2 separate regions of the Homo sapiens genome follow, and region 1 is linked to region 2. The links are chromatin loops, found by intact Hi-C in ENCODE. Cell type or tissue: CD14-positive monocyte. All regions are shown on one strand. Each heading gives the region's core, and the rest is flanking DNA. Links, peaks and the distances in the headings are about the cores only.

What was found. Peaks named below come from ENCODE experiments on the same cell type or tissue, not always from the same donor. Only the 100,000 strongest peaks of a DNase experiment are listed, where the experiment ranks them.
Region 1: a loop joins it to region 2, with 2.8 times the contacts of the local background. A loop is called at or near these places in 28 of 110 quality-filtered maps.

What each region holds. Positions count from the first base shown.
Region 1 is chr12:25,325,145-25,342,188 of GRCh38, reverse strand. No RefSeq gene overlaps it. Among named protein-coding and RNA genes, the nearest start is that of KRAS, 83 kb to the right of the region's middle. In CD14-positive monocyte, for the core only: no CTCF peak of the experiment used is centred there; a DNase peak (open chromatin) is centred at 8,188; H3K4me3 peaks cover 1,481 bases; H3K27ac peaks cover 1,736 bases.
Region 2 is chr12:25,229,792-25,245,392 of GRCh38, reverse strand. KRAS (KRAS proto-oncogene, GTPase) reads left to right here. Exons shown (of 5, transcript NM_004985.5): 2 at 1-119. The coding sequence starts at 9. Among named protein-coding and RNA genes, the nearest start is that of KRAS, 13 kb to the left of the region's middle. RefSeq lists an enhancer at 1,211-1,380. In CD14-positive monocyte, for the core only: CTCF peaks have their summits at 3,832 and 4,037 (motif pointing left); a DNase peak (open chromatin) is centred at 4,012; H3K27ac peaks cover 690 bases.

The sequences.
Region 1 (17,044 bases), core at 3,781-11,780, 93 kb before region 2:
TCCATTTTACAGAGAGCTGATTGGTCCATTTTACAGAGAGCTGATTGGTCCATTTTACAGGGTGCTGATTGGTGCGTTTACAATATGTTAGCTAGACACAGAGCACTGATTGGTGCATTTTTACAGAGTGTTGATTGGTGTGTTTACAATCCTTTAACTAGACACAGAGTGCTGATTGGTGTGTTTTTACAGAGTGCTGATTGGTGCGTTTACAATCCTCTAGCTAGACACAGAGCGCTGATTGGTGTGTTTTTACAGAGTGCTGATTGGTGTGTTTACAATCCTCTAGCTAGACAGAAAAGTTCTCCAAGTCCCCACTTGACCCAGGAAGTCCAGCTGGCTTCACCTCTCACTATGTCTGGTTGGAGATTTTGCTTCCAGGAGCCATTGAATATAAATACTCCAGGAAGAAAATAAAAATGCTTTTACCCCATTGATATGATTTGGCTGTGTCCCCAGCCATATCTCATCTTGAATTCCCACATGTTGTGGGAGGGACCTGGTGGGAGGTAATTGAATCATGGGGGCAGGTCTCTCCCGTGCTGTTCTCATGATAGTGAGTAGGTCTTCAGCAGCATGAAAACCGACTAATACAGTAAATTGGTACCAGTAGAGTGGGGTGTTGCTGAATAGATACCCGAAAATGTGGAAGCAACTTTGGAACTGGGTAACAGGCAGAGGTTGGAACAGTTTGGAGGGCTCAGAAGAAGACAAGAAAGTGTGAGAAAGTTTGGAACTTCCTAGAAACTTGTTGAATGGCTTTGACAGAAATGCTGATAGTGATATAAACAATAAAGTCCAGGCTGAGGTGGTCTCAGATGTAGATGAGAAACTTGTTGGGAACTGGAGCAAAGGTGACTCTTGTTCTGTTTTAGCAAAGAGACTGGTGGCATTTTCTCCCTGCCCTAGAGATTTGTGGAACTTTGAATTTGAAAGAGATGATTTGGGGTATCTGGCAGAAGAAATGTCTAAGCAGCAAAACATTCAAGAGGTGACTTGGGTGCTGTTAAAGGCATTCTGTTTTATAAGGGAAGCAGAGCATAAAAGTTCAGAAAATTTGCAGCCTGACCACGTGATAGAAAAGAAAAACCCATTTTATGAGGAGAAATTCAAGCTGGCTGCAAAAATTTGCATAAGTAACAGGGAGTCGAATGTTAATCCCCAAGATAATGGGGAAAATGTTTCCAGGGCATGTCAGAGGTCTTTACAGCAGCCTCTCCCATCACAGGCCCGGAGGTCTAGGAGAAAATGGTTTTGTGGGCTAGGCCCAGGGTCCCTCTACTGTGTGCAGTCTAGGGACTTGGTGCCCTGCATCCTAGCCACTTCAGCCATGACTAAAAGAGGACAAGGTACAGCTTGGCTGTTGCTTCAGAGGGTGGAAACCCCAAGCCTTGGCAGCTTCCATGTGGTGTTGAGCTTGCAGGTGCACAGAAGTCAAGAATTGAGGTTTGAGAACCTCCATCTAGATTTCAGAAGATGTATGGAAACACCTGGATGCCCAGGCAAAAGTTTGCTGTGGGGCGTTTGGGGGGGCCTTTGTGTGGGGGGCCCTCATGGAGAACTTCTGCTAGAGCAGTGCAGAAGGGAAATGTGGGGTCAGAGGCCCCACATAGAGTTCCTGCTGGGGCACTGCCTAGTGGAGCTGTGAGAAGAGGGCCACTGTCCTCCAGACCCCAGAATGGTAGATCCACTGATAGATTGCACCGTGTGCCTGGAAAAGCTGCAGACACTTAACTCCAGCCTGTGAAAGCAGCCTGGAAAGGGGCTATACCCTGCAAAGCCACAGGGGCAGAGCTGTCCAAGACTGTGAGAACCCACCTCTTGCATCAGTGTGTCCTGGATGTGAGATATGGAGTCAAAAGGGATCATTTTAGAGCTTTAAGATTTGACTGCCCTGCTGGATTTCAGACTTGCATGGGGCCTGTAGCCCCTTTGTTTTGGCCAATGTCTCCCATTTGGAATGACTGTATTTATCCAACGCCTGTACCCCTGTTGTATCTAGGAAGTAACTAACTTGCTTTTGATTTTACAGGCTCATAGGTGGAAGGGACTTGCCTTGTCTGGGATATGACTTTGGACTGTGGACTTTTTATTTAATGCTGAAATGAAATAAGACTTTGGGGGACTGTTGGGAAGGCATGATTGGCTTCGAAATATGAGGACATGAGATTTGGAAGGGGCCAGGGGTGAATGATATGGTTTGGCTGTGTCCCCACCCAAATCTCTTCTTGAATTCCCTTGTGTTGTGGGGGGGACCCGGTGGGAGGTAATTGAATCATGGGGACAGGTCTTTCCCATGCTATTCTCGTGATAGTGAGTAGGTCCCATGAGATCTGATGGTTATGATAAGGGGTAGTTTTTCTGCACAAGCTCTCTTTGATTGCTGCTATTCATGTAATAAGTGACTTGTTCCTCCTTGCCTTCACCATGATTGTGAGGCTTCCCTCACAATCCACATGGAACTGTAAGTCCAATTAAACCTCTTTCTTTTGTAAATTGCCCAGTCTTGGGTATCTTTACCCAAATGTCTTTATCAGCAGCCTGAAAACGGACTAATACATTCATTTGATTTCCCTGGAGGAAAATAAGGCTGGTGTTCTATTTTTTTTTTTTTTTTTTAAACGGAGTCTCACACTATTACCAGGCTTGAGTGCAGTGGCACGATCTTGGCTCACTGCAACCTGCACCTCCTGAGTTCAAGCGATTTTCCTGCCTCAGCCTCCTCAGTAGCTGGGACGATAGGCATGCGCTACCACACCCAGCTAATTTTTTGTATTATTAGTAGAGACGGGATTTCAGCATATTGGGCAGGACGGTCTCCATTTCTTGACCTCGTGATCCTCCTGCCTCGGCCTCCCAAAGTGCTGGGATTACAGACGTGAGTCACCACATCCGGCCAGTTGGCTGGTGTTCTTAAGCAGAACATGTATACTCTCACACCTTTACAAAAAGATCTATTGAGAGATAATTTACTCATTGACACTGTGATTCAGGCTTGACTGACAAAATGACTGTAATACCTGTTCTTATTGTAGCCGGCCATGCTTGGGTTAGGATCAGGCATTCATATTCACACTTCCGACTGTAGAAAGGAAAAATTCTGACTATAGAAAGGAGAAAGGAAACTGTAATGATACGAATGAAGTATTTGATTTCAAAGGTATGTTTGAAATCATCTGCCACTCACAGAGTGGAATTGTAACATCAGAATCTAGACCCCCATCCAAAATTAAATTGCCAGTAAGTTATGGCACATTTTAGGAAAACTCGTGGTGCTCTCGTTCTCACGTAGTGCTCAACTTAGTCCTCTCGACAAATTTGCCATATTTCACTCTATTCTTCAGTCTCGCTATACATTATCTTTTTGAGGGCACAGATGGTGTCTTACTCACCAGCAGATTTCCAGTAGCTAGTACACTACTGGGTACACGTTAAATCCTTTAAAAACAGTTGTTAAAGAAGTACAAGGACATCCATTAAAACGCCTAGATTTTTATTACCAATCTGCAAAATTAACATAAATGGCTAATCATATTATTGATATAACTGAGGCTATGTATAAGACCTGTTGCAATGATGCAAAGCAGCACAGGAGTTCCTTATACATTACCAAGGAGGAGATTTTGCATTTAAATCTTTTCATATGATTCCAAGATAATCTTGAAAATCTTTGAACATACTTTCTTTTATAACTGCAGGCGCCATTGGCTAATTTTCTGGAACACACCTTTATACTCTGGTCCAACGGATTTTTTAAGATGTCTTCAAGACCATATCTGGAAAAAGAAATAAGCAAATGAACATTTATGGATGTTACACTATGCCCCCACATGCTGCACTAAATGCTTTCTTTATTTCCTTTGAAATGGTCATCACAGTTATCTTGTGACGTAGCCATTAAACTCTCATTTTATGAGTAAGGAAATCAGTGTCTTTATTTGTAACCTCTGAAGGAATGGAAAATAGATGGAATAGAAGCCATCCAGAGAAAAACTGTGCTCAGTCCTAAGATATGCCAGTACTGGAAGATATCCAGAGCAGATGAAATAGACAAAACACTGCTCCTCAAGGAATAACCACATGTCACAGCATCCTCTGTAATAAACACACAGTGTTGTTGAGTATATTCCCACGGGGCCTTTTAAAGTAATTGGATGAATCTAGAATTTAGCCTTGTGCATACAGTTGCTAGTGAATGGGTAAGTCAGTTGTCTTTGAGGCCAAGTTGGCCTATGTGGGTCACAATAAAATGCTGGAGTCCTCCCTCGGGCTCTGTCCTTAGAATTATTTATGTACACCACAACCATGTCCATAATTTGGCTATATAGAGCCTAGATGTACATCTCCAACTTGGACCTCTGTTGAATTTCAGCCTCAGATAAACTGACTCCCAGACATCTCTAAAACGTGTCTTATGTTGGGCCCTTGATATTTTCTCATCAAATCAGCTTCTTCTCCATCAATGACAAATCAATTGTTAACGCTCTTCATGATCCGGCACTTCCTTACCTCCCTGACTTCATCTCCTACTGCTCTCCTCTTTGCTCACTCTACCACAGGCACGTGGCCTTCATTGCTGCTTTCTAAGCATACTTGGCAAGCACCTGCCTCAGGACCTCTGCACTTGCAGTTCTCTTCTTGGGATACCTTTCCCCTAGATATTCACATGGCTTCCTCCTTCACCACCCTCAGGTCGTGCACAAACGGCACCTTCTCAATGAGGCCTTCCCATCTAAAATTATAACTCCCTTCCCACCCGCCCCTCCAAGTCACAAGCACTTTCTATCCCCTTCCCCCTCTTGCTTTACTTTTCTTAAAATTAATTTATTCTCACTCATTTTGGCAGTGAAAGTTGCTTTATTTTTCTCTTTTGCACTTAACACTATCTAACCATCTACTTATTTTTCTTATTATCAGTAAGAAACACTTGATGAAATCTTAGATGTCTTTGATAATAAGATGCAACATTATTTTTGTATCACAAGAAAAGAAAAACAGCTGCCAATTACAAATGTAAGATGGTACTAAGTCAGATTACAATTTCAGAGATTTTGAAGTGTGAAAAATTGTCCATCTTACATTTGATGAAATAAAGTATTTTCTTTATTGTTTTTCTCTCTCACTAAAATGCAAATTTCCATATGGATGTGGATTTTTTTTTTTTTGAAATGGGGTCTCGCTGTGTTGGCCGGGGTGGTCTCAAACCCCTGGTGTCAAGCAATCCTCCCGCCTTGACCTCCCAAAATGTTGGGGTTACAGGTGTGAACCACTGCACCCAGCCTAGATATGGATTTTTATGTTTGGTTCACTGCTGTATTATCTGGCGCGTGGTAGATGTTTAATAAATATTTGTTGAATAAATGTTCAAGAACTAATAAAAAAAGAATAAATAATAGACTCCTATATGAGCAGAGTATATCTGTTCTAATTGCCTTAGAAGATTGAAATCTAAGAAGAAAAAGATCATAGAGGATGTCAAAGCTTGATCTGAATTTCCTAGAGTTTTCTGAAACCTCTAGAGAAGATGAGAGACCAATATTAATTCCATAAGTGCTACTGATGTTCTCAGGTTGAATGCATGCAAAGGCCATCCAACCTCAGTTAAAGATTTTCCTAGAATATTCTCTGCCTCCAAAGCTTAACCTAACAAGCTCCATCTTACTCAGATTCTCAGCTCAAGCATCACCTTCTCAGAAAGGAGTTCCGAGACTGCACGATCTAGAAAAAGTAGCCACCAGCACCACCTATCCCAGCTCTACCCATTCATCTCTATCTCATCACCTTGTTGTCTTTTATTCGTAGTACTTTTCACTATATGAAGTTATAGCATGTGCTTAGAACTGTGTCTGAAACAGAAAGTGCTTAATAATTAGCTGTTGAACCAATGTACATGGAGTGTTTGGATCCCTCAAAACTCTTCTCCCTCCCATCCTGACCTAAAAAAGTTCTAGAGAGTTCTATTGTTAAAGTCATTCCTTTTAGTAAAGTTATAAATATTCAAGAAATCTGATTATAAAGCAAATGTGATATTTGGACAAAGATAACATTAGCCGAGGGGTACCCATTAACACCTTGATAAATGCCACTTTTCCTGATGAGCGATTTTTATCTAATTAGAAAAAACAAAGCCCTGAGTGATGGGGAGAAGTTGGCTAGATGGCTTAGAGTAAGACTGGTGGAGTTCAGAGCAGCGACTGTGAAAGTGAGAATCCCAAGAAGCTAGTTTCCTGGACCTGAATGTGAGAAGGGGCAGGGGCATTAAATGGCTGAGTTTGACCTCTCTAACCTTTTGTCTAGGATTTGACCAAGCCCAGTGGCTACTTATCCTCCCTTCTCTTCCCTGTGCCTTCACCCTGTGATTTTCTCATCACCTTTTACATTCATCTACTAAGAAAGAATGCTTTCTATGCATTTTAGTTTCTTTTTCCTTCCAAAAAGGATCATCCAGTATATTATTTGTATAATGCAATCTTAGATCTACAAATTTTTCTAATGTCGACCTACAATTTTCTTGCTGTAGCTCATTCTGCCTTTGCACTATCTGTAAAGGAAAGAAAATGTCTGTTTAGTATATACTTCATAGAATATCTCTTCCTATATTTAAAGATCCTTAAATTCTACACTTCATAGGTCAGCTGAAGAATTTTTAAAATAAGCTTTATTTGCTTTATAAGGGGGCCAGTTATTGGAAGAACTTCAACCAGTATTTAAAAGCCAACTTTAGTCAAACCACTTTGTCTAGACACTTCACCTCAGTTTTCTGCAGTTTAAATATCCCACATCTTTAAGCCTTTCCCTATGGGGCCTCTTTCACAGAACTTTAATTAGTTTTGTGGTTCTTTCATAAAGTCATCTCAATTCTTTTTTCCCCCTCTGGTAATGAAAGCTTTTTTCCTCTAATATAAAAGCTTTCCAACCAATGGATTTCGTTTGAATCTCTGGATATCCAAAGCATGCATTTATATCCTCACTGAAGAAAATTATATAACTTTCTATTTTTCTTCTATGTACCTTTAAGTGATTTATTTTTTCGCCTATAATTTTATTATGCTAATCAGCTCATAAACATGGTCAGAGTGTGTGCCCTAGACCTAGACTATTCAAAATTCAGTAAGAAGAGAAAAGAGAGAGAGAGAGACAGAGACAGAGAGATTAGAAAGAAATATTTAAAATGTGTTGTTAGGATAACTTTGTGATTACTCAGGGATAGAGAATTTAAAATTTCAAATATAGACAGCCTAATAGGTACTAAAAGCCTAGAATTGTGCATTTATATTAATTCTAAGTGAGTATTTTTTTTGGCGTCTTTGAAAGAGAATTTTCTGTGTAAAAATGATTATTTTGAACTTTTAAATTAAAATGACAAGTTCTAAACAGTAGCTCTTCATTAAGGTGTTAAATTCAAAGAATTATTCAAAAGTCCAGTAATTAATAACAATTATATTTAGGGGCCATCAATTATGTTTAATCTCATTTAAAGATAAAGGGGCTCCTTCGAATACCTTAAACTCTATAGATTTAAACATTCATTTTCTTTTCAACACTGTAATTGTCTGTTCTAACAAACAAACTTTCCTGGTACCAAATAAACCATGACTCTAATAAGCTTATAAATACAATGAGCTTTAGGATCTTTTCACTATTTTAATACATAGATCAGCTCAATAAAATTTCAACTTAAATCAAAAGTCTAAATCCATTACGTATAACATACATGTTTAAAATAGAAACTAAGAACTGATCTGTTAACTGTAATAGGCTAAATTATAAACATTGAAAGTACACATGGTGAAACCCTGTCTCTACTAAAAAATACAAAAATTAGCTGGGCATGGTGGTGGACTCTTGTAATCCCAGCCACTCGGGAAGCTGAGGCATGAGAATCACTTGAACCTGGGAGGTGGAGACTGCAGTGAGCTGAGATTGTGCCACTGCACTCCAGCCTGGGCGACAGAGTGAGACTGTCTCAAAAAAAAAAAAAAAAAGGAAGAAAAAGAAAGAACCAAAAATACTAAGCATACATAGATTTCCTAACACAAAATATGTTAATACCATGAAAAACTTTCTAAATCTTCGTAGAGTTGGAAGAGGCTTAGTCATCAAGGAAGTGATGATGTCATCCTTCACAGTTTGGAGGATTACCTCCCTGTGTAATTTATGGATTGACTTGCTGAAGCTTTGTGGGTGCCAGGTGATACAGGCTGAGACGACACTCGATCGGTGTTTATGACACTGAAAGGGCATACTGGCGTATTGAGCCCTATTTATAGCCTGAAACAGAGATTTCATCATTTGAAACAAAAGTCCTTAGATGTGAGTCATCTTATTACCTAATTTTCAAATCATATTGGGATCTGTAACACTCACTTTTGAAGCTTTCTCATTTGAGTGGATTGGATTTTATATTTCTTTGGCTTCTGAGATGTTCAAATGGCTTTTTTTTTTTTTTTTTTTTTTTTGAGACTGAGTTTTGTTCTTGTTGCCCAGGCTGAAGTGCAATGGCATGATCTTGGCTCACTGCAGCCTCCACCTCCCAGGTTCAAGTGATCTCCTGCCTCAGCCTCCCAAGTAGCTGGGATTACAGGAATGTGCCATCATGCCTGGCTAATTTTGTATTTTTAGTAGAGATGGGGCTTCACCATGTTGGCCAGGCCAGGCTTGAACTCCTAACCTCAGGTGATCTGCCCACCTTGGCCTCCCAAAGTGTTGGGATTACAGGCGTGAGCCACAGCACCCAGCCATTTAAATGTCTTTTTAGTCAAACTCCTGAATTCTTTACATGTACTTTTAAGTTTTAGAACAACGCAACTACTATAGATAATAAATTAATAATCCATTAAATTCTGGCTATGTCTTCTGATTTGTCTGATTATTTTACAAGTTCTAAGATCATCAAGCTGACACCTTGCACATCTCCTTCTAAAAATAAATCCTAAGGAAATATTCAGAGATGTGCAAAAGAATTCAACCACAGGGATTTCATCACAGTATTATTTTTAGTAGAAAATGACCTAAATGTCAAGCAAAATCTTTTGTTATTTTAAAATTCCATAAAGCTGGGAACCACAGTTTGTTCATTTTTGTTTCTTGTTTTGTCTAGGATTTACCTTATGGCATTGCACATAGAAGGTGCTCAATAAATGCTTATTAACGGAATAGGTAACTAAATAGTCTTGTGGACACCCCTCTGTAGCAACTGAGGCACTAGGAGTGTAGCTTGGGAGGGTTTTGTCTTTCAAAATCTCTCTGTGAGCCCTTCTTCAAAACGAATAGTTGATGTTTTTCAGGTCTTATGTCACATGCTTTACAAACTCACAGCTTTAATCCTCTCTTTGTAACAAGACATGACTTCTAAGCCCCTCTATGTAGAATTCTAGATCTGACACACCTCTGTAAGATGCAGTCTTGAAAAGAGGGAAGGAAAAGAAACTTCTTGATACCCTTTGTCACATTTGTTCTCTCACAGGAGAAAATGATGTGGAAAGGAGAATGGACCCCAAGCCAGCTAAGAGATAAATGCCTCTGCTCTGTTAACAATCATGTCAAATTCTTACATTTTCCAAAGTTTGTGCAATAGACATGTATTCCTTTTGGAATAAAGAAACATAGTGCTTTAAAAACTATGCTTAACTAATTCTATAATCTGCTTTCAATTTTTACTTATTCAATTTATTTATTTTCTGCCAGTGATCTAAAAGCTTTCGTTGTGCATTGTTCAATGGACACCTTAATACAGTTGCACACCTGGGCAGAGTGCTGAAACTCACTGTCATTGCAAACTTGACTTATACCATACTAAGAGTGAAACTGCTAACTCAAGAGTAAAAGACAGAAAATAGTCCAGAAGACAGCCCAAAGCTTCAATGACAGGGCTGGTCTGATTCTTGCAGGCTCTGCTCCCGTCCTCAGAGTGGAAAAATTCACAGGTTTGCAAATTCAAGGTCTTTCCCAAGGCTTCTAGTAAACAATTACAAAGTTCTTTTTTTTTTTTTTTTTTTTTTGAGATGGAGTCTGGTTCTCTCGCCCAGGCTGGAGTGCAGTGGCATGATCTTGGCTGACTGCAACCTCTGCCTCCTGGGTTCAAGTGATTTTCCTGCCTCAGCCTCCCAAGCAGTTGGGACTACAGGTCCATGCCACCACCCCTAGCTAATTTTTTTGTATTTTTAGTAGAGATGGGGTTTCACCATGCTGGCCAGGCTGGTCTCAAACACCTGATCTCAGGTAATCTGCCCACCTCGGCTTCACAAAGTGCTGGGATTACAGGCGTGAGCCACCATACCCTGCCTAATTAGGAGGTTCTGATTTCCAAAGTGAGGCAGATAACCAGATAACACTGGACTATAAAGGGGGTGTAGAGAATGTTGTTAACATTGAATTCAAGGAAAGGGTTTACTGTGAATAAAAAGAAAGGTGAGTAGATGCACAGAGTGACAGGTGAGAGTGAATCCCAGGAGGTTACTACTGTCCACCCTTGGGGGCTGCTGGGAGTAGTGACAGACACCCTTACCTGCAGTCCTGGAAGGCTTGCTGGAGAAGATGGTTTTCAGTAGCTGCTTTCTCAGACACACGTATCAAAGACATTGGTGTCACATCAAGTTATGCTAAAAAAGAATTGGGACATCTAGCAAGTAAAAGAGAAAACAGGAAATAGGGTTTCAGCGTTTCTGGGGTCTCACTGGGAGCCCCAAGGTGGTAAATTAATAGTCCTTGGACAATTATCTTAGAGTTTGGTTGCCTGATGGTCTGTGGTCTCCTCCCTGCCCAGTCCCCATTGCAATCCCATGGTTTATGTGCCATATATACCCCCATCTCCATCGCAAGAGCACCTGTCTCACTCCACACTTCTATCCCCTCACCCTCAATGCTCTCTCTCTCAGTTACCTACGAAATTTACGAATAGCAGCAGAAAACCACTGTGATATGTGATATGCAGGAGCTGTGTAACATGGTGTAGTTACAGGCGAATAAAACCCAGGCTCTGATGCTGGCCCTACTGGGCTCTTTAAGCCTTGTTCCTCATACTTACAATGAGGATAGAATGCACACTTTCCAACTATGCTGTCAGGGTGGAATGAGATAATGTCTGTGAAAACACCAAGTCTAATGCTCAACTTTCTGTGTGCTTGGAAGATAAACCAGTGTATTTTTCAAAATATGAAAATATGGCCAATAACAGATGAGTTTTGATACAGTCTGATTATTTTCCTTCTTTAGTCTTGCAATAGGTCTCCTCTTACCTAAATAAATTTCAGTAATAATAACTATATCCAACTTAAAATTTGCATAAGAATATGCCACACTATTGAGTATGAACATGCAGGTTTTGGATTTATAATCCTGCCATGTGGCTTTAGCATCTAGGGGCTTCAGTTCCTAAGTAAGGTCAAAGAAAGGCCCTCTTCTAAGCCAAGCTTTGGCTGGTAATAGTTACTCTTCCCTTTGGCTCGCATCAATTGTCTGTAATCTACTCTCACTCAGGTCTCACCTCCGCAAGGACAAGACCCTTCCAGCTACTCTAAACAACCCAAATTTTCCCTTGTTGGGTATTACTACTAGTACTTAATGGCTGTGAAGCTCCAATGGAGATTTAGTCATGAAAATAATATTCATTACATATAGTCCCCATTTATAGAACACATTGTATTTATCTAATTTTTACAACAACCCTGCAAGGTAGCTATAATTATCCCTATTTTGCAAATGAAGGCATTAAAGCTAAAAAAGTCTAGGTAACAATCAATAGTAGCACTTAGATTCAAAGCATGAGGTTTTCACTCCACTAATCTACCTTCCAAATCTGTTTATTATTCATTCATTTTGGTTTTTTAAATTTGTAGGCTAATTAACTTGTGTCTGTTCCGTAAGCTACTAATCATGGTATCTCTGAGCAAAAGACTTACATTACACTGCTGATTACTTTTGTTTCATCTGCATTTCTAAGTTACAATCACCTGTTAGACAAAGATAATGCCCTCCAATTCTTAGGTGTTGTCATTGTATATTTTCAATACAAGGCTAAGAATGCTAAACACTCTCTATACATACTTTTTAAACTAACTGAATTAATGAAAAAGAGAGATCATAATGAGAACTCCAGATCTCCAGATCATTACTACCCATCAAAATTTGAGCCCAAGATCACCTGAGGTCACGACTTTGAGACCAGCATGGCCAACATGGTGAAAACCCATTTCTACTACAAATACAAAAATTAGCCGGGCGTGGTGGTGCACACCTCTATTCCCAGCTACTCGGGAGGCTGAGGTGGGATAATCGCTTGAACTCAGGAGGCGGAGGCTGCAGTGAACCGAGATTGCACCACTGCACTCCAGCTTGGGGGACAGAGCAAGACTCCGTCTCAAAAACCAAACCAAACAAACAAACAAAAATTGAGCCCAAAAACGAAAGTCAGTATGTATTGACTTATGTCAACACTACAGAGGCAACGGAAATACCTAGTATGCAAAGATGTCAGATCCTCAGAAAGTCTAGCTCAGTGTCACCAGTTTTCCAAATGAAGGATTTGAGTTCTTTGTTTTTCATGACGAGGGGAGCCAATGCAGAGCTAACCCAAATCCTTGCCTCTCAAATGTTTTTTAAAAAATAAATTTTAAAGCTGATATTTACTTATAGCAAAACACATTCAAAAAGTGGCAATAACAACCAATGTTTTTGTCACCCAGTTTTTTAAAATAGCTTACCTATGTGTTACTCTTTTAGACATTCAGATATTACTAAATATATTCTCTTACTGAAATGTTAACTGCCAAGATTCAACCCACAGGCATATTTTTATAGGCAAGTTACATATCCCTGAGAAATTATAGAAATACACAATAACGCCTACATCCCCAGGGCCAAAATCCACAAGCAGCTTCTACAGACCTCGTGCTACAGGAGGCAGCAGTTTTTCCCAACTAAAAAGGACTCATAAAAATCTCAAAGGAGGTGAAAATACCTTTTTAAAATATGAAGCATCAAACCATCCAGTCCCATAAAAAGGGAAAGGCACTAGCTAAAAATATATCCCATGTTCTTTTCAATCTTGTTTATTGTATTCATAAATAAAAATGTCCTACCATATATTTTATTCATGCATATACCATGAATATTTATTCAACAACAACAAGGCTAGAGGTTCCCAACAGTACTCTGGCTTTATCATTTGTGTCCATTTGCTTCAGTCTCCAAGGACGTGGTTATTATGAACAAAAATCATGCCTGTGAATTACAATTAGGGCTTGGATAAATTGCATCATCAGTCAAATATTAAACATTTGGTGAGTGTTTATGACATGTAAGACAATGCACTAGGCATTGTGCATATTCAAACTAAAAATACAATTCCTCTTTTTAAGATGAGAGTTAAATTGAATACAGATATTACTATGTGTGCTTAATATCGTACAAACAGACATCCGATTTCTGTAGACCTTTGAAGACTGAGCTGTGGAAAAAAAGAAAAACAAATTTTAGAAAATCTGAGCTGAAAGCAATTTGCCAGTCAACATTTTGAGATGATTTGTCTCTGAAGTTATGTGGTTCTCTCTAGATGTATTGATTCTAGTACCTAGTGTATTGTTGTTTACATTGGCATTCGCCAAAATACATTCTAGTTTGAACTGAGCAAAACAAAGTTAACTGGAATTTCTCAAAGCCTTTAATATGGTAATGGGTTTCCTGGACATATTCAACAATGGAAGTTTTTAAATTTTGTTTTGTTTACAGCACGTCTACTAATATCTAAGAGAACCTATGTTTGTTTCCATGTTTGTCTTCTCAGGAGTACAGAAGTCCAAAGATAATTGTTTTTTAATTTTGTGCATTTTTATTGTTGTTGTTTTTAATCTAAAACAATTAAGATAAGCATGCTGTGAATCATCAGAATAACTATCTTATAGCTGAGTAGTGTCACGTGGTTTTGGTGTCCTCGTTTGCATTTCTGCTTCTGAGCAGGTTAATAGCAAGCCAAATGACATCATGCTTTGTTGCACAAGCAAGCAAAGGTTCCCAGCGATTTGAATAGAGGAAAGTGGTAGGAAAATGGAATCATTACATTGAGCATGATTTACTGGCTTGTTGAACTCAAGAGAAAATGTGCTGTAGTGGACAACTCTATGCTAGAGCAGGAGTCTGGAGTGTACATATTATGTTTTATACAGTCCCTCTCATGGCAGTTCATTAACATTAGCATAGTTACAATTTTAAAACTTTAAAAAACTATTCTCTTTTTCTTTAATACATTTATTTATTTATTTATTTATTTATTTATTTATTTATTTATTTGGAGACAGGGTCTCACTCTGTCACCGAGGCTGGAGTGCAGTGGCACGATCTTGGCTCACTGCAACCTCTGCTTCCTGGGATCAAACGATCCTCCCACCTCAGTCTCCCGAGTAGCTGGGACTACAGGTGCGAGCCACCACACCTGGCTAATTTTTGTATTTTTTTGTAGAGATGAGGTTTCACCATGTTCCCCAGGCTGGTCTTGAACTCCTGAGCTTAAGCAATCCACCCACCTAGGCCTCTCAAAATGCTAAGATTACAGGTGTGAGGCTCTGTGCCTGGCCAAAAAACTATTCTCATGTACTCTATTTTGCAGGAAACTATTAAAATTGTTGGCAGAACAAGATAATAAATGATAAACATTAAAAAGAATTTCAAATGCCCAGACAATGGCAGTGAGTCAAGGGATTCCTCGTGTGAGAAAGCAAAGGAATCATGTAGACAAAAACACAAACACATTGTTCTACTATTTAATTCGACGTTGACAGCTTAGTTTCCGCAGAACATCAGTCATCAGATTAATGTTGTAGAGGTATATTGTAATTTGGTTCTGATTTGTTAATTTTCTTTGATTTTATTGTCATATGAAAGCCACAATAATTAAGGAGTTTTCCCTCACCTAATATTTGTATGTGATTTTAAATAATATAATAAAATAATTTAAGTCAATATTTAGAGTCTTCATGGCTCTCTCCCTCTTTACTCAATTTTGAAAAACACTTGATACAGTGAAAATAACCTTCAAATTGAAGTTAAAAAAAGGCTTGAGTTCTAAGTTAACATTTAAATCTGAGTCTCAATTTACTCATCTGTACAACTGGAATAACACCAAAACCACTTTTTCACTGTTGTTGAAGGTACCTTGATCAATGTGTGACGCCTAATAGGTGTTCAATAAATAGTAGTTAATTTTCATTAGTAACATACTGTCAAAATCTGTAACTGTACAGTTTTGTAGCCCAAATCTGAAAATTAGACGTTTTCCACTGGACTACTTAAGACAGTTGTTGGGCAGCAAGATAACCAACCTAAGAACAGAGGAATGGTTTAGCCAGTAAGTGCATCATGATTCTGTATATAAAATAAAGATAAATATATATAAATTGCCGTATATGTAGTACCAAATATACATTTTGGCCAAGTGGCCATGTGTTAAAATCAATATTCAGCAAAGCTGAATGTTATTATCACCATTAGAGAGTCAACTTCTGGGATACAAAAATAAATCAGAAGTGTTATTTTTTAAAACTGTATTATGATTACAATTATATTATTAAAAATTAGACAAATTTTCAGTTTGATATGACAGTTCAGGAACAGTCATTTCTTAGCAAAGTTGGCTAAGATGGTTTTAGCGCCTGCATTTGTGTTACTGGAGAGACGCCCCCTTTCAAGTGGCACATATAATAGCAACACTCACCTTTTCTGTGCAAAGCAGAAAATAATTTTCAGTAACATGTTTTCTGGAAGAAATGTTGTACCTAGGACTCACAGCTTGGGTAAGTCTAAAATATCCTTTATCTTTACATGGTTACAATCTGTAACAATCATTTTAACAAGCTTTTAAAATATTTTTTGAATCCATAGATTCAAAATCCTAAGAAAGTATCTTAAAGCACTCTTATAAAGGCTATTGCTTTGGAGTTTTGAGTAGTGAGTACAAGGTATGTTTTGAGTGACTTCTCTTTCTCTAAGATTCTGTTCTTTCCATCATGTGCTTTATCTTTTTTTTTCTTTTTAGTTTTTCTTTGGCTATCATATGCTTTATCTTTATCATGAGTGTTATTATACATAATTTTAGAGCTTTTCATTTTTGTGAAATTTATAGATGGTAACACTGAATTATTTTAGTTCATTCTGCAAGGTTTAAAGTAATCCCAAATAGGGTCTTTTTTTTCCTGAAAAATGGTCTATGTGGAATTAAATGACTACAGTTAAATGCAATCCTAAAAGTTTATTTTTGTTTAATGTTAAAAATTTCACATCACAAAACAACTCTTAAGATTGGCATTATGATGTAATTTTAACAGTATCTCGATATTTCTGTCTTATGTTATTATTTTTATGCTTATGAACATTTATTTATAAATAATTTGTTATTTTTCCTAACGTTGTCTAGGAATGCCTCCCTTAAAATGTCCACAATCCTTTATGTCCAATTTAAACATCCAAAGCTCTGAGAAATGGAAATATTTTCATAACTCATTTGGCCACAGAATCTGTGTGATCTGATGTGAGGCTTAGTGGGAATGGTCACACATTTTACCACATAGTAATGTGCTACATCGACTTGTTTCCTAACCCCCCGACCCCTGGAAAGGTTGATAAATATAGTACATGCAATCTACTACCTCCCTAAAATCTGAATAGTTCTTCATTTCAAAGGACATATGATCCCAAGGAATTCAGATAAGGGATTATAAATCTATTTTCATAGTAACTGTCAATCCTGTTCTACTTAACTATTTGAAAGCTGTTAATAATTGAGGAACTTTTTTGGTAGATAAAATTAGTAACTTTATAATCATTAATTATTATAGCATTTTACTCTCAGAATAGTAAAAATGCATTTATACTTCAACTGTCAAAACTGGAACAAAGCGCACAAGTGAATTTTTACTCAAAGTACTATCTGGAATACTTACATGATGAGCATTATAATAGAAATCTTATGTATTCATATTATACTATATATAATATTATAATCACTTATATTTGAAAGTGAATATTCAGATATTAATGTTAATCAGAATAACAA
Region 2 (15,601 bases), core at 1-8,000:
TGCTGAAAATGACTGAATATAAACTTGTGGTAGTTGGAGCTGGTGGCGTAGGCAAGAGTGCCTTGACGATACAGCTAATTCAGAATCATTTTGTGGACGAATATGATCCAACAATAGAGGTAAATCTTGTTTTAATATGCATATTACTGGTGCAGGACCATTCTTTGATACAGATAAAGGTTTCTCTGACCATTTTCATGAGTACTTATTACAAGATAATTATGCTGAAAGTTAAGTTATCTGAAATGTACCTTGGGTTTCAAGTTATATGTAACCATTAATATGGGAACTTTACTTTCCTTGGGAGTATGTCAGGGTCCATGATGTTCACTCTCTGTGCATTTTGATTGGAAGTGTATTTCAGAGTTTCGTGAGAGGGTAGAAATTTGTATCCTATCTGGACCTAAAAGACAATCTTTTTATTGTAACTTTTATTTTTATGGGTTTCTTGGTATTGTGACATCATATGTAAAGGTTAGATTTAATTGTACTAGTGAAATATAATTGTTTGATGGTTGATTTTTTTAAACTTCATCAGCAGTATTTTCCTATCTTCTTCTCAACATTAGAGAACCTACAACTACCGGATAAATTTTACAAAATGAATTATTTGCCTAAGGTGTGGTTTATATAAAGGTACTATTACCAACTTTACCTTTGCTTTGTTGTCATTTTTAAATTTACTCAAGGAAATACTAGGATTTAAAAAAAAATTCCTTGAGTAAATTTAAATTGTTATCATGTTTTTGAGGATTATTTTCAGATTTTTTTAGTTTAATGAAAATTTACCAAAGTAAAGACCAGCAGCAGAATGATAAGTAAAGACCTGTAAGACACCTTGAAGGTCATGGAGTAGAACTTCCATCCCAAGCAGATGAGGATTTATTTAATCTCAAAGACCTCCAGGAGGGGACATTCCCCAACTGTCCTTGTTAACTCATTTTCAGAACATATTTATTAGCATATTTTACATGTAATTTGGATCTTCATGTTAAATTTAACATCAGTGGAGATGGAAAATAAGCATATCGCCTTGTCTTTGAAATAGCCCTATATTGTTAGATTGTTTCTTAGGCTTCTTTACCCTGGGTTAAGCAGTCCTAATACTTTAGCATTTATTCTACATCTAGTGTACTAATTTAAAAAAATCAGTTCTGAAAAATTTCTAAGAACTTTCTTCAAGTTCCAAGCTGTGAAATCTAGAACAGGTCAAAGTGCCTTATTAACGTACTGTACTGTGTAGTGTCTTGAAGAGACACTTTGCGCTGAGGCAAGTTCTGAGGGCATTGGGTGGCCTTGGGAAGATATTTATGCAGTTTAGAACCTGGAGAATTGATTAGATAACTAATCATAAGGAAACGTCACATATTTTTGGTACTATAAAAAAGTGGAGAAATAATGCCTATTTGCAAAGATTTGATTTAAACATAGAAACAACTTTATTTGGCTTCCAATTTTAAGAATTTACAGCAGTAAAGGGGAACAGTCTAATTGAAGTAGACTGCCTATGCAATAGTCTCTGTATATTTACTTTTGACAAGTTAATTCAATGTGTACTATAGTTTTGTTTCTTTGAAGAGGTTTGAATAGTGCACCCATTTTAATCTGTATTGCAAATTCAGGGTTACTTGGCAGACTCTACTATTTAAATCAGATGTAAAAGGAAGTTTTAATATAATTCACTTTATGCCTGAAAGTTTTCCTGGGATTTTGGAAGGTGATTTTACTGGAAATGCTGTCTGTCTTCCCTGAAAATCTGAGAAATTCCATTACACTTTGTTTCCAATCAGAGGTCATGAGTGCTATATGAGTATATACAGCATGACGTCATGAATGTGATAAAGTGGGTTAGGAAACCTTTTGCTAATGATTGTTAAAATGCAATATAAATGTTGAAGAAATAAAGCTAACAGTTAAGCCTTTATTTGGGCGGAAGGCTGAAAAAGTTTATAAACTTAAACCTATAACTCTGCTTATGATTTCTGCCAAACCAGAAGACTTGACTCTGGGAAGCATTGGTTACCTGTGAACTTTGAAACTGACGGTCCCTGACGTAGTTTAGTCACCTGGGAAAAGGTATCTGAGATTATCTCTTATCTCCCAAGTTACAGTGAGTCTCTGAGGGAACTGACACATTACATTAAGTTCTTGGTGTAGTTAAACTGTAAGAAAGGCAGGAGAACTTAGTAGTTAAATAGTTGGTTAAATGGAAATGCTGACTCCATGTTATTGTAAAAAGTTAAAAATTTAGGAGGATATGGGGATTTCACTGCCATTGCAGGTTTTGATTGGTATTTACCAATCCGTGTGGGTCAGAGAGAAAATTAGAAAGGATATGACTGCACATTTTGGAATTATTAGCAGTTTTTCTACATTTAAAATGGAAATAAATTTTTTAAAAATTTAAATCAAGTAATACTGTATTTTTTGGTGATTTAGATTTTTCAAAATTTACACTAAGAGATAGTAAGGAGGGTGGCTATTGTTTCTTTCAATAATGTCTCTGAGAGGTTGTAACTCATCTAAGGATACGTAGCTAATAAGTGGTAGGATTTCAATTTAAATTCTCTGAGACCAAGTTAAGTAGAATTTGCACTGTACTCTTGTATAACTTTTTAAAACTGAAAATTAGCTATCTTTCAAATTAAGAAAATATTTACTAATGGAGACTAATTCAGATTTGTAAGTATACCAAAATTTGAACTTAGCCTGCTATCTAATGGCAACTTAGTGGCAGAGGTATGATGTAAAATCATTCAGGTATGACACATAGATGGAGTATGTTTGTATTCGAGGCTGTGCACATAATCACCTTTACTTGTATTGTGAAGTATATATTGTTATCTTTTATGAAGCCCACTAAAGAGATAATGAAATACCTCGTTATTAGGGCAAGATTATTGAAAACTCAAAATAGCCCCCAAACACAATACTTGGCTAGAAATATATACCTTTATAGTTCAGAGATCATTTATTATCAAAACCCTGAAGTTTTTTTTCTAAGGTAAAATTTGGTGGAAGAGGAAAAGTCTCGTTTTAAAAAAATGTAGGTAGTTACAGAGATCAGAATGATTAGTTGATCACTTACCAAATATATATTAAGTATCTACTGTATATAATATGCTAGTAAGAATAAATATAGCAGGAAGTATTTTTTCCCAGGCTCTAATTGTTTGACATCAGCATGCTTTTATTGTGGCACTTATAATTCAGTTCAAGTATTATGCCCCTCTTTGATGGAACAGTTTCCTATTCAGTAAGGAAGACCAGATTAATCATTGGATTGGTTTGTTTCATCTTTAGTGTTCTGAGCTGTAGAGTATTTATTTACCAAGGTTTATTTTAATTTTTATTTTATTTTTATTTTTCCATGTTCATTGTAGAATTCATTTTACCTACGAATGAAGTATGTAGATTATAGAGAGAAAATTTGTAAAATTAAACTGATACTGAAGACTGGTATAAGAAAAGCCTTATGTAATTTGTAAGCTGCTATTCTTCTGAGTTTATACATATATCTTTAGTAATCAATGAGGGATGGTTGGGTGACTGCCCTCCAGGGGACATTTGGCAACATCTGGAGATGTTTTTGGTTGCCACAACTTGGGGAGAGAGTACTGCTACTGGCATCTATTGAGTAGATGCTATTACTTTAAATGGCAAAGCTGCAGTTACCTTTGCACCAACCTAATATTAAACTTCCTGCAGTGCACGGGAAAGCCCCCACAACAGGGTTATCTGACCCCAAACCTCAATGGTGTTAAGATCCAAACCTTGATATGTTAACCTGTAGCTTTAAACATCCTTTAAATTGTCAAATTCATGTCCCTGACATAAGGTTTATGTTAGATTTTCAAGTATAACAAAGATTTAAACTTTAACTTTTGTACGTTAATGATATGTTAGCTTACTCCAGTCTTCTATTAAAACATTCTGTTTTTAAAATCAGAGACACACAGCAATTTTATAAATCATTTCTCTTCAAGGCTGTGAAGCTCTCCCCACTTTTGTGAGTGCCCTCTACTGGTCAAATTATTTGCTTTATAACAAGTAACAGTGAAATCCTAAGTTTGTGTAGTTTCGCTGTTTAAATTATGGGTGGCATCAATTTATAAATATATTCGTTTTATTTAAAAGTCTTATATGATTGATTTCGTATCATTTTTGCTCTCTGCTAATATTAATATAAAGATTACTGTCTGTATTAGTTAGGCCTAACTAAGTAGGTGAGTATAGTGAACTAAGAAAGGAAACGAGGCAGTATATAAGAAAATAGGGTGGTTCAGTTGTTAACACTTACTGAGCTTACTTTGTTGAAGGGACTAAAAGGCAGCAGTGTGGCTCTCTGAGCTTCTTTGCATGCACTCAGGAGCTGCTTAATGGAGTCCAAGGCTTGGTGGTGTGTTACAGGGGATGATAGGAGGGTCCTATTCAGAAGTGGCAAATTGTGAAAGTGCACATTTTGTAGAGTTTTATAGGACTGTAGAATAGTTGTGAGCACCTGATTTTTAGAATAAACAGAAAACTCAGGTACTGTATTTAGGTCAAATTAAGAATAAGTATTTATTAAGACCTGAATATAAAACTTTACTGGTCATGGTTTTTTTCTACCTTGGGTTTTTATAAATCCAAAGATTTAAAAACATACAAATGGAAGTTGGTAATGGAATTAAGTGAAAGGAAAAAATGATTTTATGGTTTGGAATCTCCTAAGATTCTGGTTTTAACAATACAACTAATTCCTTAATCCTAGAAATGTTCTTCACTGCCCACTTTGTACCATGCAGTCTTCCTGTGGGCTAGAGATACACTGAGGCGCAAAACAGACCAGATTCCTGCCTTCATGGAGCTTATTAGTTTTAGGTATCTCTAGATTTCTTGTAATACCTATTACAATGCCTGCACATCAGTTCATTCATGTGGGTTCAACGTAGTACTCAGTACATGGCAAATTCAAGTTTTACTTTTCGGAACTTCATGGATTTTTTTCCTCAGAATATCTTTTATCCATAATTGGTTGAATCTGTAGATGCAGTACCCATGGATATGGATGGCCCACTTTATTTTGAAGAGCAGTGTTTCTAGGCAATCATGCTAATTATATATGACTTAATTTAGAGGCTTTATACTTAAGAGCATTACATTTCTGGCGTCTCTTAACCATTATTATTTCATAATGTGTAGGTTATGGAACAGTTAAATTATTGGGATCTTAATATAGAAATTAGTAGAAATAAGCCAGATATGGTGGCTCATGCCTGTAATCTTAGCACTTTGGGAGGCTGAGGCTATTCGCTGTACTATTTTTTACTACTTTTCTATAGGTTTGAAATTTTTTCAAAATAAAACATTGAAAAAAGTAAGGTAGGTAGTGTGTCCCTCCTTAATCCTTTCAAATATTTTATTTTCACTATTTCTATTAATTTTTTTTTTTGTTTTTGAGATGGAGTCTCGCTCTGTTGCCCAGGCTGGAGTGCAGTGGCGCGATCTTGGCTCACTGCAGCCTCCACCTCCTGGGTTCCAGCCATTCTCCTGCCTCAGCCTCCTGGGTAGCTGGTATTACAGGCATGCACCACCACACCCAATTACTTTTTGTATTTTTAGTAGAGACGGGGTTTCACCATGTTGGCCAGGCTAGTCTCGAACTCCTGACCTCGTGATCTGCCCGCCTCAGCAGTGTCACTGCTTCTAGACCGTTTTCAAGGCACAGAGCTTAGAAATGCATGTTACTAAGAAATCAAGAGTTAACTATTTTTCACCTTCTTTCTCCCGCAGTGAGAACCCTGGTTCTACCCTGTTTCTCCTTGTGTAAATTTTAATGCTAAACTATACACTTGTGAAATAAAAATGATAATGTCATTCTTAAATTATGGATCTTGCAGTGTTATCTAAGTAACATAGATTGAGTGATTTAACTTTAGGTTTCCTTATTTGTGGAATTTGGATAAATATTTTTCACCCTTGAGAAAAGTGAGACTCCTTTCTCATCATCAGAGTATCCTTAAACCATTAAGGCAAACATTTGGGAAAAAACTGAGCTATCTGGCTGCATAAAAATTAAGTTTTCTTTAACAAAGATAGAAGACAAATGAAAACCTAGAAAAACCATTTGGTTCAAGTAACAGGAAGCTATCTTATATATGAATTAGAGAAAAGCAAACACACAAATAGAAAAAAAGGGATGGGGGGTACTAAAGATATAAATAGCTTGTCTACCAAAAAAGAAATAAAATAAATAACATGAACATATAAAAAGACACTTACTTCATGAATGTGATGCAAGTTCAAACAATAAATAACATTTCTGTACTTTCATATTGGCTAAGGTTAAAATGATAACTGCTAGGAAGGGTATGGAGAAGTGTGCGCCTTGCACTGTAGTGGGAGTATAGACCCTCAGACTTTATGGAGGTCAGTCTGGAAATATGTTTCAAAATGTAAACTACATGTCCTTTGACCAGGTAATTCAACTTCTTGAAATTTATCCAAGGATTTAATTGGATAAATGTTTAAGATGTATATATAAGAATGTTTACTGCAGTGTTGTTTATGATTTTAAAAAAATGGAAATCATCTTCATGTCTACCAATAGAGAATGGGTGAATAAATTATGGTATGTCCATATATACAAATTACATAGTTGTTGGAAATATTAGGTAGATTTAGATATACTGATGTTCAAAAATGTCCATTATGTAAGTGAAGCTGGGTCACAGCACCTTGTGTTGAGTATGATTTCATCTAGAAACAAAATTACTCCCTCATCCTTTGTTGTGTTTTAGTTTTTTAAAATAAGCTTATACCATTGGGCTGGGGGAAAAGTAAATACTCGTTTTGGAGAGAGAAAAGGGCACTAAAGTTTCAGATACCGTTAGATTATTTCATGCTTATTTTTCAAGCCTCAATAAATTACATAATTCACATGTAGTCTTGGATTAAGGAAATTGCTATTAAGGCTAAATAAATAATATGAGAGGTATATAATATAAAATATGAACATTATATTGGCATTAAGATTGGATCCACGGTCATTCCAGCCTCTCATTCTTACCTGGACTTCAAGTGATCACTTGTGGGCAAATGCCATCTGACTTGAACAGGTTACACATGTATGCTCATTATATCGTTATTTTCAAAATTTGTCATATAAATTTTCCTTGAGTTCATTCAGATTTTTGAACTAGTTTTTTCTCTTGGGAGTAGTACACACTTAATTCTCTCTAGTACTAAGCTAATGTTCACCATTCTTATAATTTTAAGTATCCAGCATTTAGTAAAGAAGTCTTTGTTTTCTTTATCCTTACTTTTAGTGAATGTCTTAGTTTTTAATTGAAAATTCTGCCATGAAAATAAGCTCTTTAACATCTTCACTCCCTAATCAAAACAGAAATCCTTCATAGCCTTCAGTTGTAGCTATCCTTCCCTGTGATTTGTCCAGCTCCATTATATTTATTTTGAAATATGGTGACCAGTTTTGCAAAATTATTTCAACTGTAGGTGCCCAGTGATTTTGTAAGGAGAAGATACTGTTTCTGAACAGTTCTCAGTAGCCAGTGGCCTGCCCCTACTTTTTGGCCTGCGTGTAGTATATAAAATAATGCAGTTAACTTTTTATAGCACTTTTCATTTTATAAAGAGATTTTCATGGTCTTTAATATTAATCTATGTATAAAGTCCTGTATGCAGTTTTACCTACTTTCACAGCTGAAGGAACAATAGCTTAGAGAAGATGTGAGATAAAGTAGTTTGCCCAAGCCCATAGCACAAATAAGTGAAGTTCTTCGGCTGTCCATGGATCGAAGACTCCCAAGTCTATCTCTAGCCTGGACTTCTGTCCTGAGCACCAGACATGTATGTATATCAAGATGCCTGCAGGTCATATCCACCAGGACAACCCATGAGTACAGGGAATTCAACATGCCCAATATCACTCATCTTTTCCTTCGCCCTCCCCTTTGTACTCATCCCCTGTCGGTAAGCTCTGTTATTTTAAAAAATTGAAATGTATTCACATAGCATACAATTTACACTTTTCAAGTGTACATGGTTTTTAGTATATTCACAAGGGTTGTGCAGTCATTACTACTAATTCCAGAATGTTATTATCACCCCAAAAGTCCCACATCCATTAGCAGCCACTCCCCAATCCCTTCTCCCACCAGCCTCTAAAAACTGCTAATTTTTCCATCTCTGTGGATTTGTCCACTCTGATTATTTCATATAAAGAGAATCGTACAGACGTGGCCTTTTGTGTCTGGCATCCTCCACACAGGATGATATTTTCAGAGTTCGTCTATGTTTTTGCTTGTTGATCATTCCTTCATTCCTTTTTCTGGCTGAATAATACTCTGTTATATGGATATACCTTATTTTGTTTATCTGTTCATTTGATGGGCATTTGAGTGATTTCCTCTTTTTGGCAATTTTGAATAATGCCACTATAAACATTTATGTACACGTTTTTGTGTGACCATATGTTTTCACTTCTCTCGGGTGTATATCTAAGGTACAGTTGCTGGGTTATATGGTAGCTCTGTCTTTGACTTTTTGAGGAACTGCCAAGTGGTTTTGGTAGTGATTGTACTGTTTACATTCCTACCAACAATTTTACCTAAGTATTTCTCAAATCTATTTAATCTTTTCGGTCCATACTGCTGTTGCTGCCTTAGTTCAGATTTTGTCATTTCTTGTAATAATTCGTAGCTCATCTCCCAGTCTCTGCTCCCCTCTCTCCCTCCCTCCCCCTTCTTCTCTCTCTTATTTCCACCCATTTTTAACATTTATAGAAGTCAAAAGTCTAGTTCAGAAAGCAGAAACCATACTAGATATTTCAGCACAGAGAACTAATTAGGTGTTGGAAGACTGAAAGGCAAAAAAACACTGAAGTAACACAGTAACATCAAGAATGGGCACTACTCCTAAGATTCAGGGAATGCTGGGAAGATTTGGGGTTTATCAGAACTGGAAGCTCAGAGGAGGGGCCCCTTGTCGCTGAGGCTTAATCCCTGCAGAGGTGCCTTTGGCTGCTACTGGTGAATCTGAGTGGGTATGATGAGTCAGTGTCTGGGAAGGGCCAAAACATTTTGTCCCTTTCTATAATTTGTCATGATAATGCTAGTAATGAATCTGATCTCCCTTCCTATTTTAAAAACCTTTTAGTGATTTTGTATAGGATGAAGTTTAAAACTCCTTACTTAATATACACATGACCCTCCGTAAGCTGGCCCCTGCTTGATTGTCCAGTTTCACTTCTTGGTGCTTATTCTAAGGCCTCTAAGCCTTAGAGATCCTCTAAGCCTTTGAGATCCCCAAACCCTGGACTGCGGACTGGTACCCACCTGTGTGGCCTGTGAGGAACTGGGCTGCACAGCCGGAAGGAGGTGAGCATTACTTGCCTTAGCTCCTGTCAGATCGGCAGCATTAGATTCTAATAGGAGCGTGAACCGTGTTGTGAACTGCCCATGCAAGGATCTAGGTTGCATACTCCTTAGGAGAATCTAACTAATGCTTGATGGTCTGAGGTGAAACAGTTTCATCCTGAAATCACCCCCAACTCGGTCCTTGGAAAAATTGTCTTCCACGAAACTGGTCCCTGATGCCGGAAAAGTTGGGGACCGCTGTTCTAAGCTAAAGTTATATGGAGCTCCTTGGTTCTGTGTCCTCAACATGCTGTTCTATGTTTTTTACATTCTGTTTGCTCCTTCCTGCTTGGAATGTCCTTCCCCTCCCCGTCTTTCTTAATGCATACAAAGTTGATCTCTCCTGTGTGCCACCATTGTACTTCGTCTTGCATATGGTGTTACATTCATTTTATTTTAATTATTTATTTACGTTCATGTCTCTTCCACTCACCTTAGTTGCTTGAGGTCAGAAACTATATAATGTGTGACACGGAATGTGACACCTAGATTTTCAATAAGTGTTTCTATGATACAAGGGAGACTGATGTGGGTAGATGGGAATGAACTCATCAACCTCTGTTTACATACCCTAAATTCCCTGTTTCTTCCCTATTATAATTCTGACAGTCTACAACCGTCTTTGATGGCTTATAAACGGAAAGTGCGGAACACATCATTCTACAGTGAATTTAAATAACCTTTCGGAAGAGTAACGTAAAGTACTTGAGCATTAATTGAGTAAAAGTTTCTCATCTTTTCCTACAGGTGTTATTAAGCAGTATGTAAAAAGTCCTTACAATACTTAATACATTAAGAAAACATACAATTTCAAGAGGAAATCCCCGAGTAATACATTATTGACATTTTCAGCAGTTCTAGTTATATTGAGAAGAGCATCTCATGGAATTGGCAGAATGAAGATGGAGATTAAATGAGATGATGTTTGTAATATGCTTATGACAGTATCTGGCATATAAGTAAGGGCTCAGTAAATGTTGACTGCTGTAATTACTATTAATAGTAATATGATTACCTTTAGTAAAAGTTATTAGTTTCTTTAGGTTTTTTGTTTACTACAATATAGTAAACAAAATCTATACTTGGAATGTATATATTGTTTTGTTTTGATACATGGAATATGTCTCTGTGTCAGAGTCACTGCCTGAGTTGGAAAACCCATACTCGAGTATGTTAAAAGGTGAACACACTGAATAATTTAGTTATTAATTATAATGGAAAAATGACAAACTTGATGTTCTGGTTAATGAGGTTATCTTATCTTGAATGAGTTAGCTTTTAAATTCCTCAAAATAAAGGCATTTAATAAACCAGGAAACACTTCATTAAAAAAATTATGCAAGTCAGTGTAAAAGAAGATTAAAATTCCACATGGGCAAAGGACACACGTTGGCGATAAATATGCAGATAAGAAAAAAAACCTATATAACATTATTACTCCTCAAAGAAATTGGTATGAAAACAATAAAAATGTGTAGCTTATCAAACCAACAAAAATTTAAAAATATGAAATCCATTTTAAGTAATGATAAAATGGGTGCACTCTTAGTGCTTTATAGAATAGTAGTATAATGAACCTCATGTGTGTACCAACCAGCTCTTTCATATCTTAACATTTAGCAACATTTGATTTAGCTCTTTCTTTTTTCCAAGATAGAAAAGTTAATATTGTTGAAGACTCCTGCATTCTTTTCCCTAGTCTTATTTTCTTCCCTCCCATAAATGTGTTAAAATCTCTGTGTGTATTGTTTTGGTTGTATTTTTACATAAAACTTTACATATTATATAAAATTTAATTGAAGGTAAAATTTATTAAATTATTCTTAATATATATTGTAATTTAAAAATTAACAGCTTCATTGTCTTGATAAAATTTATGGTATCTTAAACATGTGCTTGTTTTTCTAAGAGAACATTGAAACATAGATTTTAAAACAAATTGTTGAAAGATTAAAAAATCTGCCTTTGCACACTGTTACATTGAAAGTGGGGCATTTGTCGTGAACATTCATTTCAAATATGTAGTATCTTCAGAATATTTGAGAAGGATTTGTATTATATAATTGAAAAATCTGTTAAATTGTATTTATGTTAACTGCTTAATTCTAATAAAATTTCCATTCATTTTTTAGTATCTGCATATATTTACATCAAATGGATTCATTCACTTATTTAAGAGGCAGTACTAATTACCTATAGCGTTCAAGACTGTTAGGTAGAGGGTGTGTAGTGGTGAGTACAACAGGCGTGAGCCCTACCAACACGGAGTTTAAAGCCTAGTAGAGGATATAGACTTAAACAATTTCACAAGTAAATACATAATTACAAATTATAATACATGCTATGAAGGAAACATAGGAGGTACCAGAGAAGGAAGAGTGCTTTGCATTTTTATTTTTAAGACCGAAGAGTGCTATTGGAGGACTTTGAGCAAGTGAATGACATGATCTAACCTACCTTCGTTCATTCATTCATTCATTCATTTTCTTCCTTCCTGGCTCAAGCAGTCCTCCCACCTGAGCTCCCCAAATAGCTGGGACTACAGGTACACACTACCACACCTAATTTTTTTTTGTATTTTTTGTATTTTTGATGGGATTTTACCATGTTGGCCAGGCTGGTCTTGAACTCTTGACCTCAGGTGATCCACCTGTCTCGGCCTCCCAAGGTGTTGGGATTATAGGTGCCTAGCCCATGGTGCCTAGCCCTAACCTACATTTATAAACTATCACTTGCTGCTGTGTGGAGACTATATTGTGAGATTAACAGCAGGGATACCTGCTAGGAAGCAATTGCTGCAGATTGCCTGAGACAAAATAGTTATCATGGACTAGGGGGATGGTGGTGGTGGTGGTGGTAGGTGGTTGGATGTAGGATATATTTTGAAGATAGGTAAATGGTGCAAGATTATGGGTCAGTTTTAAATGCTTAAGTAAATTTTCTTTGTAAGACATTTTAGGATGCCATGTTAAGAATCTCTTTATAACTGTCATTTAAAAAAAAACCACATATTTTCTTAGCATAATTTCCCATAGTAACATTACTATGTCAAAGGCTATGAACATTTGAATGACTTTAGATAAATACTGTAATTGCTTTCCAAAAATATTGTGCTTATTATGTCACCAGAAATGTTTGAATTCTGTCTACAATTCAGTCTTGCCAGTATAGTACATTTCATTTAGAAAAATTTTTTACTATGTAGATGGAAAAAATAATATTTTAGCTGGGAGTGGGGGGACTATGGGGAATAACTTTCCTTCATTTAATATTTTATTGTGAGTTAGTTTAAGTTACTTTATTTTATCGTAGTTTCCTAAGGCTACAAATTAGTAACCTTGGTAACTTATGTACCTAATTTAAAAGTTTACTTTTTTGAAAGGCTGGAAATACTAATTAAAAACGTAACACCTTCATCCTTGTCTTTGCTCCATTATTAACTAGTTTCATTACAGAATCTCTGTGTTTTAAAATCAGATGGGTTTTCATAACCAGTACTTTCTCAGAGTGGTAAATTTAAAAAAATATATAAAGAGAATAAATAATATTTGTTGAGAATACTTCAAATAATGTGAAGAGTTATTAACTTACAGCAGGAGTTGGCAAACTTTTCTATAAAGGGCCATATGGGTCTTTGTCACAAAGTCTTGGGTTTTTGTTTTTGTTTTTTTAAACAGCTATTTAACTATTCCTAGCTAATGGGCAATACAAAAACAGTGGGCAAGATTTGGCCTGTGGGCAGTAGCTTGCTGAAACCTTATTTAGACTCTAAATTTTTTGAAAGAGTCTACATTGATGCATATTTTTTTTTCTTCCTCCAAATACAGTTGACCCTTGAACAACATGCGTTTGAGTGACCATGGGTCCACTTGTGATACACGTTTTTTTCCCAACCAAATGCAGATATGGAGGGCTGACTTTTCATATACCTGGATGTTCCTGGGCCAACTGTAGGACTAGAGGCTGGGGGGGTCTTGGAACCAATGCCGTGTGTATACCAGGGATGACTGTTTCTTATGGCCTGACCTGAAGTTGGAACAGAATCTTTATTAATATATAATTTTTGTTGCGTTTGTTTTCTCTTTATATTTATCCATTCTTTTTAGATCGTATTTCATTTAACACTTTTTCTTCTTTAGTTTTTACCAAGTTGCACTGAAAATAGCTCAGTGACTAATTGCACTTCTAAGAGTGAGGACCCTAGTTAAAATTAACTCTAAAAATACTGAATTTTTAACCTAAACCTTTTATTTCTAATCAACAGTATTATTTATGAGTAGGTTATAGATTACTTTGAAACGGAATGTGTCTCAGAACTTTGCTATCGATATTTTTAAGGTCTGGTAGGGAAAAGATAATAGGAATGAGATTTATCAGTGAATAGGGGACTGCTTTCCCAGTTTCTCGGTCGCACTGGTGTATTCACCATGGAAGCATCTTATGAAATATGTACATAAACTACTAATATCCCACATTACAGGTTGACTATTCTTTATCTGAAATGCTTAGGACCTAGAAGTATTTTTGGATTTTGGTTTTTCAGAGTAGGGATACTCAGCCTACATTGGTAAGTAAAGAATGTGAGGTGACAGGCTGGGCGCGATGGTTGACGCCTGTAATCCCAGCACTTTGGGAGGCCGAGGCGGATCACCTGAGGTCAGGAGTTGAAGACCAGCCTGGCCAATCTGTACTAAAAATACAAAAATTAGCTGGACACAGTGGCACGTGCCAGTAGTCCCAGCTACTCAGGAGGCTGAGGTAGGAGAATCGCTTGAACCTGGGAGGCGGAGGTTGCAGTGACTCGAGATCGTGTCACTGCCCTCCAGCCTAGGCAACAGAGCAAGACTCCATCTCAAAAAAAAAAAAAAAAAAAAAAAAAAAGAATGTGAGGTGGCAGCAATAGGTAGGAAGAGTCTTTGGTCAGCTTTACATGCTCTGTAGCCATGCCTGGGTAATGGGTTGACTCTAAGACTCTGTGCTTTGCTCCCACCTCCTGCTTTTTCATTACTCTTTAGAATGGTTTTTAATTTGTGATCTATAGGAGTTCTTTCAAGTATTTAATAAGAGAATAGGCTAAATTAAGTAAATGTCAACTGAATGCTCAAATCTCTACTAAAGAGCCTCTTATTTAGAAAATAAATATCCATCTTTTTTTTCTGACTGGTGAGATAATTAATTTTTATTACAGATGGTTTGGAAAATACCATATGCTTTAAAAGATAAGCACAAAATTATAGTCTAATATGTAGGTTTTCATACTTTAAAAAATTGAAAACCAAAGAAAAACATTTAACATAGCATCTAGTACAAAGAAAAGAGATAAGCAAGAGATAAATGTCTTTTTTGGGACAGAGTTTTGCTGTTGTTGCCCAGGCTGGAGTGCAATGGCACAATCTCAGCTCACCGTAACCTCCACCTCCCGGGTTCAAGTGATTCTCCTGCCTCAGCCTCCCGAGTAGCTGGGATTACAGTCATGCACCACCAGGCCCAGGTAATTTTGTATGTTTAGTAGAGATGGGGTTTCTCCGTGTTGGTCAGGCTGATCTCAAACTCCCGACCTCAGGTGATCTGCCCACCTTGGCCTCCCAAAGTGCTGGGATTACAGACATGAGCCATCGCACCCGGCCAAGATAAATGTCTTTTAAATTATCTCCATTAAAGACATAACCTTTATAACATTTTGATGTATATATTACCAGTTTTTAAACACATAGTAGATTTGTATAAATACATAAACACATATTATTGTGATCATGCTGCACTTAGACATCTTTATATTCTCCTTATACTGTAAACATTTTGAAATACTTTACTAACAACATTTGTAATGACCATTCTTTCTCTCTTTCTCCCTCTGATAGAATGGTCTACAGAGTAATTCATAAACTAAACATACTTTAGAGGCTGGGCGCAGTGGCTCATGCCTGTAATCCCAGCACTTTGAGAGGCTGAGGCGTGCAGATCACGAGGTCAGGAGTTAGAGACCAGCCTGACTAACATGGTGAAACCCCATCTCTACTAAAAAAACAGTACAAAAATTAGCCGGGCGTGGTGGCGTGCACCTAGAATCCCAGCTACTCAAGAGGCTGAGGCAGGAGAATCACTCGAGCCCAGGAGGCAGAGGTTGTAGTGAGCCGAGATTGCACCACAGCACTCCAGCCTGGGCGACAGAGCGAGACTCC